2 separate regions of the Homo sapiens genome follow, and region 1 is linked to region 2. A link is an interaction called in ENCODE POLR2A ChIA-PET data of the cell type or tissue named here. Cell type or tissue: OCI-LY7. All regions are shown on one strand. Links, peaks and the distances in the headings refer to the core of each region. The heading gives the core; the rest is flanking DNA. Region 1 has its middle 140 kb from the start of LINC02529. Region 2 overlaps LOC101929142 (a long non-coding RNA gene).

Evidence for each region. ChIA-PET counts read pairs that join two places held together with the same protein. Peaks named below come from ENCODE experiments on the same cell type or tissue, not always from the same donor. Only the 100,000 strongest peaks of a DNase experiment are listed, where the experiment ranks them.
Region 1: POLR2A ChIA-PET joins it to region 2 with 11 read pairs; 5 of 35 experiments call an interaction of 5 or more read pairs at or near these places.

The regions. Positions count from the first base shown.
Region 1 is chr6:159,520,423-159,525,794 of GRCh38, forward strand. No RefSeq gene overlaps it. Among named protein-coding and RNA genes, the nearest start is that of LINC02529, 140 kb to the left of the region's middle. In OCI-LY7, for the core only: no CTCF peak of the experiment used is centred there; no DNase peak of the experiment used is centred there.
Region 2 is chr6:159,465,170-159,470,541 of GRCh38, forward strand. LOC101929142 (a long non-coding RNA gene) reads left to right here. Exons shown (of 3, transcript XR_943178.4): 2 at 1,178-1,342; 3 at 2,537-2,578. Among named protein-coding and RNA genes, the nearest start is that of LINC02529, 84 kb to the left of the region's middle. In OCI-LY7, for the core only: no CTCF peak of the experiment used is centred there; DNase peaks (open chromatin) are centred at 1,952, 2,692 and 3,302; H3K4me3 peaks cover 2,152 bases; H3K27ac peaks cover 4,018 bases.

The DNA.
Region 1 (5,372 bases), core at 319-5,318, 55 kb after region 2:
AGGATGAGGGCTGCAAGACAGCAAAGATGGCAACCTGCCCTCCCACTGGGAGCTCTGTCCCTGGGAGTTGCAAAGCTGCTACCAACTCATTAGCCCTGGTGGTGGGTGGCTGGAGACCCAGGCCCAGAGGACCCACCCTGTGAGGAGATATGGGATCAGGGACCCATGTAACAAACAGTCTGGCCACTTTTCCACAGGGCTGCTGCAGTATGCTGGGGGTCCACTCCAGTTTCCAGTCACCTTGGATTTTCCAGCCCCTGAAGGTGTCAACAGGGAAGCCTACAAAATAGCAAAGATGGCAGCCTGCCCCTCCCTCTGGGAGCTCCATTGAGGGAGGTATAGATGTGTTGCTGGTCCAAAAACACTGGCAGGGTGGTTGTAGACCTAGGTCAGAAGATTCCACCCAGTGAAGAGAAATATGATCCAGTACCCACGTGAAAAAGCAGTCTGGCTACTTCTCTGTAGACCTGCTGTGCTGTGCCAGGGGATTGCTCCAGTCCCTAGGCACCTCAGACTTCCTTGAGCCCAAAGGCAACAACAGCTAAGGCTACGAAACAGCAAAGTTGACAGCCCGTCACTCCCTTCCCACTGGGAGTTTTGTCCTAGGGAGGCTCGGAACTATTGCCAACTGGAAAACAAAGGTGGCGAAGGTGACTGGTGACCCCAGTCAGGATGTCCTGCCCAGTGAGAAAAAATGGGGTCAGGGACCAGAATAAAAAAGGCAGTCTGACCACTTTTCCATAGGGCAGCTGCACTGAAGGCAACAACGGCTAAGGCTGTAAAACAGCAAAGATGGCGGCCTGCCCCTCTTTCTGGGAGCTCCATCTCAGGGAGGCATTGCTCCCAGTGGCTGGCTGGAGTTCCCAGCCAATGGGTCTTCTCTTGTGGGGTGCTATAGAAGCTGGGCCTGCAGACTATGACTGCTCAGCCCTCTGGATTCAAGCCCTTTCCTAGGGGTATGTATGGGGATCTAAACTCCTGCTTTGCCAGAGTTAAAGCTGCTTTTGCCAGGAAGCCTGGGTATCTAAAGCTCCTGGGTCTCTGTGTGTGCCTGAGCAGCTGCTCTGCCAAAACTCCATGTAGCTCTGTGCATCAGACTGCAGGCCCTGGTGGAGTGGGTTTGCTAAGGGATCTCCTGACCGACGGTTGCAAAGATCCATGGGAGAAATGTGGGTCCCCGGGGTTGCTCACTCACTCACCGCTTGCCTGGGCAGGGGAGGCTCCCCTGGCTCCATGTTGCTCCTAGGTGGGCACTCATCCTGCCTTGCTTTTCTCCATTCTCTATGGATTGAATTGTTTACTTGATGAATCCCAATGCTTGTACCTGGATGTCTCAGTTGAAGGTGCTGTATTTACTTGCCCCTTCCATTTCTCTCCCTGAGAGAGGCACACTCTAACTCCTTCTGATCAGCCATCTTGGCCAGACTTGCATTTTTATTTCTAATAAGCACCCCCAAGCAATTCTGATGCAACTTGTCCAGAGAAGGGCATTTGGGAAATGGTACAGACTGAAAATTGCCTAAGGTCACACAGCAAGCCAGTGAGCAAGCAAAGACCAGAACATCTCTTCCCTTCCCATCCAGGGTGGAGGAGGAAGAAGAGATGGAGGAGGAAAGAGAAAAATAATAAGGCAGAGAAGGCCCATGTGGGTCAAATCCACTCAATGTTAGTGCCAAAATTATACTTTCCATCTTGCACTAAGCCCAGAAAACCTGTTCCACTTTCTTGTGTTTGCTGCCTAGTCATCAATATTATCATAGACCCACTCACCAGGGCCAGAAACCTGGAAGAAACCAGAGCCTCCCACCTCTTAGTCAGTACCCCCCAAAAAATTAATCCAAATCCTTCTGCCTTGAAAGCTCAAAATAGGCCTCCTCTCCCTACCTCAGGAAGAATTTTCCCTCAGAAAATTCTGAGAAAGAATCAAAAAGAAATGCTAGAAATAACTTTTGATGGGCTTATTAGCAGGCTGGACACAGCTAGGGAAAGAATTTGAATTTGAGGCTATGTCAATAGGAACTTCTAGGCTGGGTGCAGTGGTTCATGCCTGTAATCCTAGCACTTTGGGAGGCCAAGGTGGGAGGATCATTGAGTCTAGGAGTTCAAGATGAGCCTGGACAACACAGAGAAACCCCATCTGTAGAGAAAATTTAAAAATTAGCCAGGCATGATGGCATATGCCTATAGTCCCAGGTACTCAGGAGCCTGAGGTGGAAGGATTGCTTGAGCACAGGAGTTCAAGACCAGCCCTGGCGACATAGCAAGATCCCATACTACAAAATTTTAAAAAATTAGCTAGGCATGGTGGTGCACACCTGTGGTCCCAGCTACTCAGGAGGCTGAGGTGGGAGAATTGTTTGGGCTGAGTAGGTCAAGGCAGGAGTGAGCTACAGTCAAGCCATGGCACACCAGCCTGGACGACAGAGCAAGACCATGTCAAAAAAAAAAGAAATAGAGAGAGAAAAGCAAAGAAAGAAAAAGGAAAAAAGAAAGAAAGAAAGAAAGAAAGAAAAGAAAGAGAGAGAAAGAAAGAGAGAAAGGGAGAAAGAGAGGAAAGAAAGAAAGAAAGAAAGGAGAAAAGAAAGAGAGAAAGAAAAAGAAAGAGAAAGACAGAAAAGAAGAGAGAGAAAAAGAAAGAGAAAGAAAGAGAGAAAGGGAGAAAGAGAGGAAAGAAAGAAAGAAGAGAGAAAAGAAAGAAAGAGAGAAAGAAAAAGAAAGAGAAAGACAGAAAAGACAGAAAGAAAAGAAAGGGAGAAAGAAAGAAAAGAAAGAAAGGGAAAGAAAGAAAAAGAAAAGAAAGGAAGGAAAGGAGGGAGGAAGGAAGGAAAAAAGGAAAGAATGAAAAAGGGAAGGAAGGAAAGAAGGAAGTCACAAAACTGAAAAGCAAAGGAAAAAAAGACTACGAGAAAAACAAAATAGAATATTGCCCAGTGGCTTCGCTCCCCTTCTTCTCCTACTCCTCCACACGCATTCTTCACTGCAGCCTGATGAGAAATGAGACTAATGAGAAAAGCAGTTGAAAAGATCAATGTACATTTTTGTTTTGCATTTTCTTGTACATTCTCTCCTCCCGCCCCCCCACCCCCTTAAGGTCATGGCATCTCTAAATTCAAGGTTTCTAAGCCATCTGGGGGAACATTTGTTGAGAGGGATAAAGAAGTCACCATTTGGAAACCTCTTCCTTATTTAAATCCTGGATTTCACTCTTTCGTTTTTTACAGAGCCCATGTTGTTCCTGAAATATTATATTGCTATGAAGTTGAAGTTTTGTTTTATAGGTAGCAAATGGTCAAAAGTACCTATTCTGGGTGTTCAAGGTTTTTCTTGTTGCTATTATTGTAGTTTGCTTTGGTTTGTTTTCAGGGAAAGAAACGTACACACCACAGATTTATATAGCTGATAACTTTCCAAGCAATCAACAAGTACCTGGAATCCAGGTTTGAGTAAACTTTGACTAACTTTGCATTCCCATGTTTAGCATGAATCTAAAACTCAAGAAATCTAAAAGACAACCAGAATATCAGACAAAGCACAAGGCTGGCAATCTGTAATCACCATCTATTAGCTTCATTGTTGCACGTGTATTTTTTTAATGCTATGTTTCCAATAATTCTTTGACAATCCACAGTTTCACCAATGTTTACAGAACGTTTCAGAGATTCAGGTTTATGGAGCCAAAAAGGCATAGGATCCACCCTGCCTGCCATTTTCTCACCCTACAAAGCAGAGTCAAATTTGATCTTGTTTAAAAAACACTTTTGACAGAATTATTGCTCCTATTGCCAAGAAAGAAGCCGTGAGAATGTCTGATTAACTTCTTCCCCCATTGCTCTCCCCAGCAGCCATTCCCCTCCACTCCAGTGTTGTTTCACAGCTCACTGATGCACTGTTCACTTTCTGGCCATACCTTTTCTCTTTCCTTTTGCTGTATCTTTAGGTTCATTGATTTTTTTTTCTTCTGCAGTGTCTAATCTGCTGTTAATCCCATCCAGCATATTTTTAATCTCAGACATTGTATGTTTTATCTTTAGAAGTTCAGGTGAGTCTTTTGAATATCTTCCATGTCTCTACTAATAGAAAATATATTTTTCTTCTATCACCTTAAATATAAGGAATACAGTTATAAAAACTATTTTAATGTCCCTGTCTACTAATTGAAGAGTCTCATCTGCCTCACTTCCAGATTTCTTTCTACTGATTGACTTTTCTCCCATTATGAGTTGCTCTTCGCTGCTTCTTTGCAGGCCTGCTCATTTTTACGGATAACACTGTAAATTTTGCCTTGTTGAATGCTAGGTATAATTAAATTCCCATAGATACTTTTGAGCTTCATTTTGGAAGGCAGCTAAATTACTCTGAAATCGTTTAATCATTTTGAGGCTTGCTTTTAAGCTTTTTAAAGGGAGACCACAGCAGCCTTTAGTCTAGGGCTAATTTCCCCTCATCACTCAGTCAAAGCTCTTCTGTGTCTTCCCAATGCCCCATGAATTACAAGGCTTTTCTTCTCAGGCTGTTGGAAAAACAAACCATCCCTGACCCTGTGTGAACCCCCCTCCTTTCCAGTGGTTTCTCAGCGTCTGACAACTGACTCACCTGTGTATGCTTTCAAGGACTCAGCCAAATTCTTCAGGGGGACCCTCCAGATCTCTGGAGTTTCTCTCTACACAGCTGTCATTTCTAGTAATCTTCCCTCAAACTCTAGCCACCTTGGCCTCCCTGTAATCTACACTCTATCTCCCAAAGTCAGGGAGTCCACCAGCTCCCCCAGGACCCCTCCCTGCACTCTCTCAAGGCAGAAAGCTGGGGCATCACAGGACTCTGTCTGTTTCCCTCCCTCTGGTAACCCTCCAAGATCGCTTCACTCCCTGGTCTACGATGTCTAAAACCATCATTTTCTACATTTGGTCTGTCTGGTCTGTTAGTTGCTTTTGGGAGGAAGGCAAATCCAGTCCTTCTTGCTCTGTCTTGGCTGAAGGTTATCACACCCTGCCACTGTCAATGTGTAGAAGTTTCTGCAAGACCCTCAGTAGGTTTTCCTAGTTTAGATAGTTTGAGGTTCACTTTTGATTGTGTGTTTTCAGAATAAACCAAAAGGTAATATCACAAACACTAGTTCCCAGATGGGGGATGAGCTCCGGGTCCACAGCACCTCCGAGAGCTGTCCCCTCTCTGGCCCTCTCTGCCTGCCTGATCCAGGGCTCCTGCCACTGCATTCTCCTTTCCATTGTTCTCTGAGCTAAGAATCACCATCTACGCACACGGGCTCTACACCACAGCAGGAAGGTGCAGTGCCTGGATCTCTGGCTCAGAAACAGTTTATGTCTTGTCAGGTTCACAATCCAGGATGTGGGCCCACGGTGTGCTGGGCTGGC
Region 2 (5,372 bases), core at 289-5,288:
TTCCCTTATTCACTTTTTCTAATTTAATTCACAATAATATATAGATATAAGGTATAGGTTATTGTAAATTAAATTAGATATATAATATGTGTGTTTAGATACAGAGAGACAGAGACAGTGTGTACCATTTTATAATATGAGAGCTCTGCATCTTCTAAGACCTGAGGAAGGTCATCCCAGCTTTCTGTCAGGAAAGGAAACAGCACTTCTCAAAAAATAGAAAGGTAACATGTTCACCTAGTGCTCCAGCACCTCATCCATTCTGGGGATGCTGTAGCTGCCATTTTTTTTTTTATAATTGACTTCCCCCTATACTCAGTTACTTCTAGAATGGGACTCAGCAAACCTTTCCTTAGAAAGAGAGAAATAGTAAATATTTTAGGCTTTGTGGACTGTCTCTGTGTCTCTGTTTTCTTCCCTTTTTTTTTTTTTGAGACAGAGTCTCACTCTGTCGCCCAGGTTGGAGTGCAGTGGTGCGATCTCCGCTCACTGCAAGCTCCACCTCGTGGGTTCACGCTATTTTCCTGCCTCAGCCTCCCGGGTAGCTGGGACTACAGGCACCCGTCACCATGCCTGGCTAATTTTTTTTTTTTTTTGTATTTTTAGTAGAGACGGGGTTTCACCATCTTAGTCAGGATGGCTCAATCTCCTGACTTCGTGATCCGCCCGCCTCGGCCACCCAAAGTGCTGGAATTACAGGTGTGAGCCAGCCACCGTGCCTGGCCTTTTTTTTTTTTTTGGCAGAGTCTTGCTCTGTCACCCAGGCTGGAGTGCAGTGGCATGATCTCGGCTCACTGCAACCTCTGCCTCCTGGGTTCAAGTGATTCTCCTGCCTCAGCCTCCTGAGTAGCTGGGATTACAGGTACACACCACCACACCCTGCTAAGTTTTGTATTTTTAGTGGAGACTGTGTTTCACCTTGTTGGCCAGGGTGGTCTTGAACTCCTGACCACAAATAATCTGCCCGCCTTGGCCTCCCAAAATGCTGGGAATACAAGCGTGAGCCACTGTGCCCGGCTTCTTCTTCTTCTTCTTTTCTTACAACCATTAAATTTTAAAAAATCATTTCTGCTAGATGTAGCTTGTGACATAGTTTACCAACCCCGGCTTTAGAATGGGCCTAATAGTATTGCCCAGGATGGATTCAGCTCACGTGAAGGCTTGCATTCTTTGGCAGAGCATGATATGGAGCTGGAGAGGAGGGGAGAGGAGAACAGAAGGCAAGGTGGGAAAGGACACCTGGCAGAGACAACATCTGGATCCTGAACCTGGAGGAGAAATCCACTTATATCTCACTTTAGATTTGCCAGCTGCTTTTATTTTTATTTGGACTTACAGAAAGGTGAGGCTGGGTGTGGTGTCTCATGCCTGTAATCCCAGCACTTTGGGAGGCCGAGGCAGGTGGATCACGAGGTCAGGAGATGGAGACCATCCTGGCCTACATGGTGAAACCCCATCTCTACTAAAACACAAAAAAAATTAGCTGGGAGTGGTGGTGTGCGCCTGTAGTCCCAGCTACTCGGGAGGCTGAGGCAGGGGAATCACTTGAACTGGGAGGCAGAGATTGCAGTGAGCTAAGATCACGCCACTACACTACAGCCTGGGCAACAGTGAGACTCCGTCTCAAAAAAAAAAAAAAAAAAAAAGAAAGAAAGAAAGGAAGGAAGAAAGAAAGAAAGAAGGAAAGAAAGAAAAAGAAAGAAAGAAAGAAACAAACAAACAAAAAGAAAGGTAAGAGGCAAGAGGATTGGGAAAGAATTCTCCATGTATAGTGACCAGCCTTGAAAAACAGAATTAATACCTGCTGTTGGAGAAAAGGGCAGGCAAACTTACTGCCCATCATGAAAGATTTGGGTTCTCTGAGCTCAGGGATCTCCTCCTATAATGCAAGTCACTATGTGAATAAGTGTCATCTGGCCTTCTTCACACGCCCTATGGAAATTGGGGCTCAGGACAGATATGAACAACTGCTGATACTCTGCCTACTGCTATTGCTGTGAGTATTAAAGTCTTATGTTTCTGACCCAGGCATCTCATGACTGTCTACGCCTGTGCCTTGAACAGGAAGAATCTACAGAGAAAGGAACTAGGAATCAAGGAAGCATCCCCCAAAACATTCTGTGCCATCTTCAGATTCTCTTATGTTAATGAAACAATTTTATATAATTCTCAGGTTTTCCTCTTCAAAAGATTCAGAAGGCTGTGAGACATTTGAGAGCAATGACTATATTTTGTTTACCTTTGTGTCTGGCTTGGAATCTAAAACAATACCTAGCATAATATGGATATTTAGTAAAGAAAGAGAGGAAAGAAGGAAGGAAAAAAGGAAGGAAGGAAAGGGGGAGGGGAGGAAGGAGGAAGGATACGGAGAGCGAGGGGGAAGAAAGGAAAGAGGAAGTGCTCACTTATGTAAATACTGTTATAAGAATTTTCTATGACTATTCAATTTTTCAAAACACAGAGAAAAATCAGATATTTATAGCTCTGCCACTTTAAAGCATCAGATGAATTTATCTATGTCTTTCTTTACCCACAGGTTGAGAAGAAAATACGGGAGTGAACTGTAGCAATAAACGGTTTGTGGGTAATTTTGGTACTTTAATGTGGCTTCTAAAATGTGTACTACATGACTTAGGAAGGAATATTTAAGGAGCCCAGCTGCACTAACGTGGGTTGCTATTGTGTTATTACTAAAATAGCTGAGAGAGACTCTCTGTGCAGTCACCCTAAGTGAGTTATTTTGAGTGAGTTGCTATGGTGGTATGACCTGCATGTATGACTAAACATACAAAAAAGCCAAAAGGCCAGAAATGAAGTGTCAGCTATGAAGATGCTAGTGATAAAAGCCTACCCCAAAGCAATGACAGATACTTTGAAAATACTTTGAGGGAATAAAGCACTCTTAGGGAACACAGGGTTTGAAGTAGGACTGTGTTGTTATTATTGAGTTATTTTCCAATAATTTTCGAGAGTCTGCCACAGCTTTGAGGCCAGTCTTTTATATCATTGCCCAGGCAGGGGCTCCATAGCTCAGGGGTTAGAGCACTGCTCTTGTAGTATCATTGCCCTACACAAGTGAATTTGGGTAAAAAGGAAAACAGAAGGAACTTTAACAGGCAAGTATGGAGACTGAAGTTCCACAGTAGCCCCTAGCACCAAATAAAAGTACAACAGGTCTCAATCATCACTTCCAGGCATTGAGAGAAGAAGTGCGATTTTTGAGTCTTGACTTTTGGAATCTGCAAGAGTAAGTAAATGGCTCTCTGTGTCTGTCTGGTGCCTAGGGCCAGCTCTCTCCTCTGACACTGTCCTCATTAGCATGCTAGGTGAGCATGACAACTCCGCTAGTCAGATATCACTACATCCTCAACTTCACAGAGGTGGTCTCTCATCTACCATATTTTCTGAACACCAATTCACAGTGCAGTACTGGGCAAGCTACATAAAAATTTCCTGCGAAGTTTGTAACATTTTTTTAAAGCTAAAAATTAGAGATTCTGATTCTGGCCTGAACCTTGGGAATGTGTATTTTTTAAAAGTTTCCCGAGTGATTTTCATGGGGAATTAGTTTAAAAAACACTGGTATAGACTTTCCACTTTGGAATTTAATCAGGTTGTGTTTTTTTAAATTTCACCTATTGCTGTGTTGGGGCTACTTACCTAGATGTGAGGGCTATATGACCCCACCCCTATCAACAGCACTCCAAATACTGACCAAATGAATGAATGAATGAATGAATGAGGTTGCATTCGGAGTCAGAGGACCAAAAGGAAGAATGTCTTCTTCATGGTATGGTCCCCACATTACTTGGAAAAGAATTATAAATCCCTCTTTCTAAAGAAAGAAAAAAAGAGAAAGGCAGGCAGGCAGGCAAAAAGGAGTGAAGGAAGGAAAGAAGAAAGGAAGGGAGGGAGGGAGGGAAGAGAGAGAGAGGCAGGAGGGAAAGGAAAGAGGGAGGAATTTCATAAATATTTACATAAAATCATCTTTGTTCCTGGGAGCTGAGCCATAAATCTCTGAAGAGACCATTGGATCAGTAAGGCCTGGGAGCTGTGAGTACAGTGATAGCTGTTAGCTCTGGCCCACTCTTGAGTGAGCTGAACGTTTGAGCTATGAGGGCATCCTTCCCCCACAAAATTTCCCCAGTGAGGAGCTCGTGCACCCCATCTGTGCATCAGCCCCACTGACAAACTTTCCTGTCCGCCATCCCTGGTCCATATGGCTCAACTGGGACTCCTCTCCTGGCGGTCACCATAGTCCCCCCTTAAAAGTTTGAAGGTAGCTCAGATTCCATCTATCAGGGTGAAAACCCTGTGTCTTGCTCAGGAATATTCTTCCTCGTCAGCTGTAAGAAAAGAAACAAAAATTAATATTTACGTCCACATGCTGTTTCTTTCCATCCACCCCACCCTGAGTCACCTTTGGACTTGACCTGCTGTGTGTGGAGTCGATGACTCTGCTATAAGCAGCCCTGCTCCCAGAGCGTAGCTCCCAGCCTCTCCCCTGTAAGCACCAGTGCCCCATGCTCTGTGTGTCATACAGAAGTCTATCCCTGCTACCTGGCCACAGCATACTGGATCAGGAGTTAGTACCTGAGCAGAAAGTAGCTCATCTGGTCTTATGCTTAGGCAGCCAACCACCACCAAGGCAGCTTGGACCCAACTTTCTTCCCAAATGCTGGTTCTAAACTGACAGCAGCAAGTCAACCTGAAAAAGGGGGCTACCTCTAAGTTTTGCTTGAGAGAAAGAAAGAGATGAGGGAAGAGGAAGGGAGGGAAGAGGAATGGAAGCACTTCCACAGCAGAAGGGCTGGGCCCTGATAAATAAGTGTCTTTTCCTTTCGAATCATATGCATTGCTGAGGCAGGCCCCCTGCCTCCATTCACACTGACAGCGTTTATAAAGCCAGAGGCCCATATATACTGTATTAGTCCATTCTTGCATTGCTATAAAGAACGATCTGAGACTGAGTAATTTATAAAGAAAAGAGGTTTAACTGGCTCACAGTTCCACAGGCTGTACAGGAAGCATGGCTGGGGAGGCTTCAGGAAACTTACAATCATGGCAGAAGGTAAAGGAGAAGCAGGCATGTCTTACATGGTCACAGTAGGAGAAAGAAAGATGGTGGGAGGTGCCACCTACTTTTAAACAACCAGATCTCATAAGAATTCACTCGCTATACAGTACCAAGGAAGGATGGTGCTAAACCATTCATGATCATCCTTCCCATGATCTAATCACCTTCCACCAGGCCCCACCTCCAACAGTGGGGATTACAATTGAACATGAGATTTGGGTGGGGATACAGATCCAAACCATATCATTCGGCCCCTGGCCTCTCCCAAATTTCATGTCTTTCTCACATTTCGAAA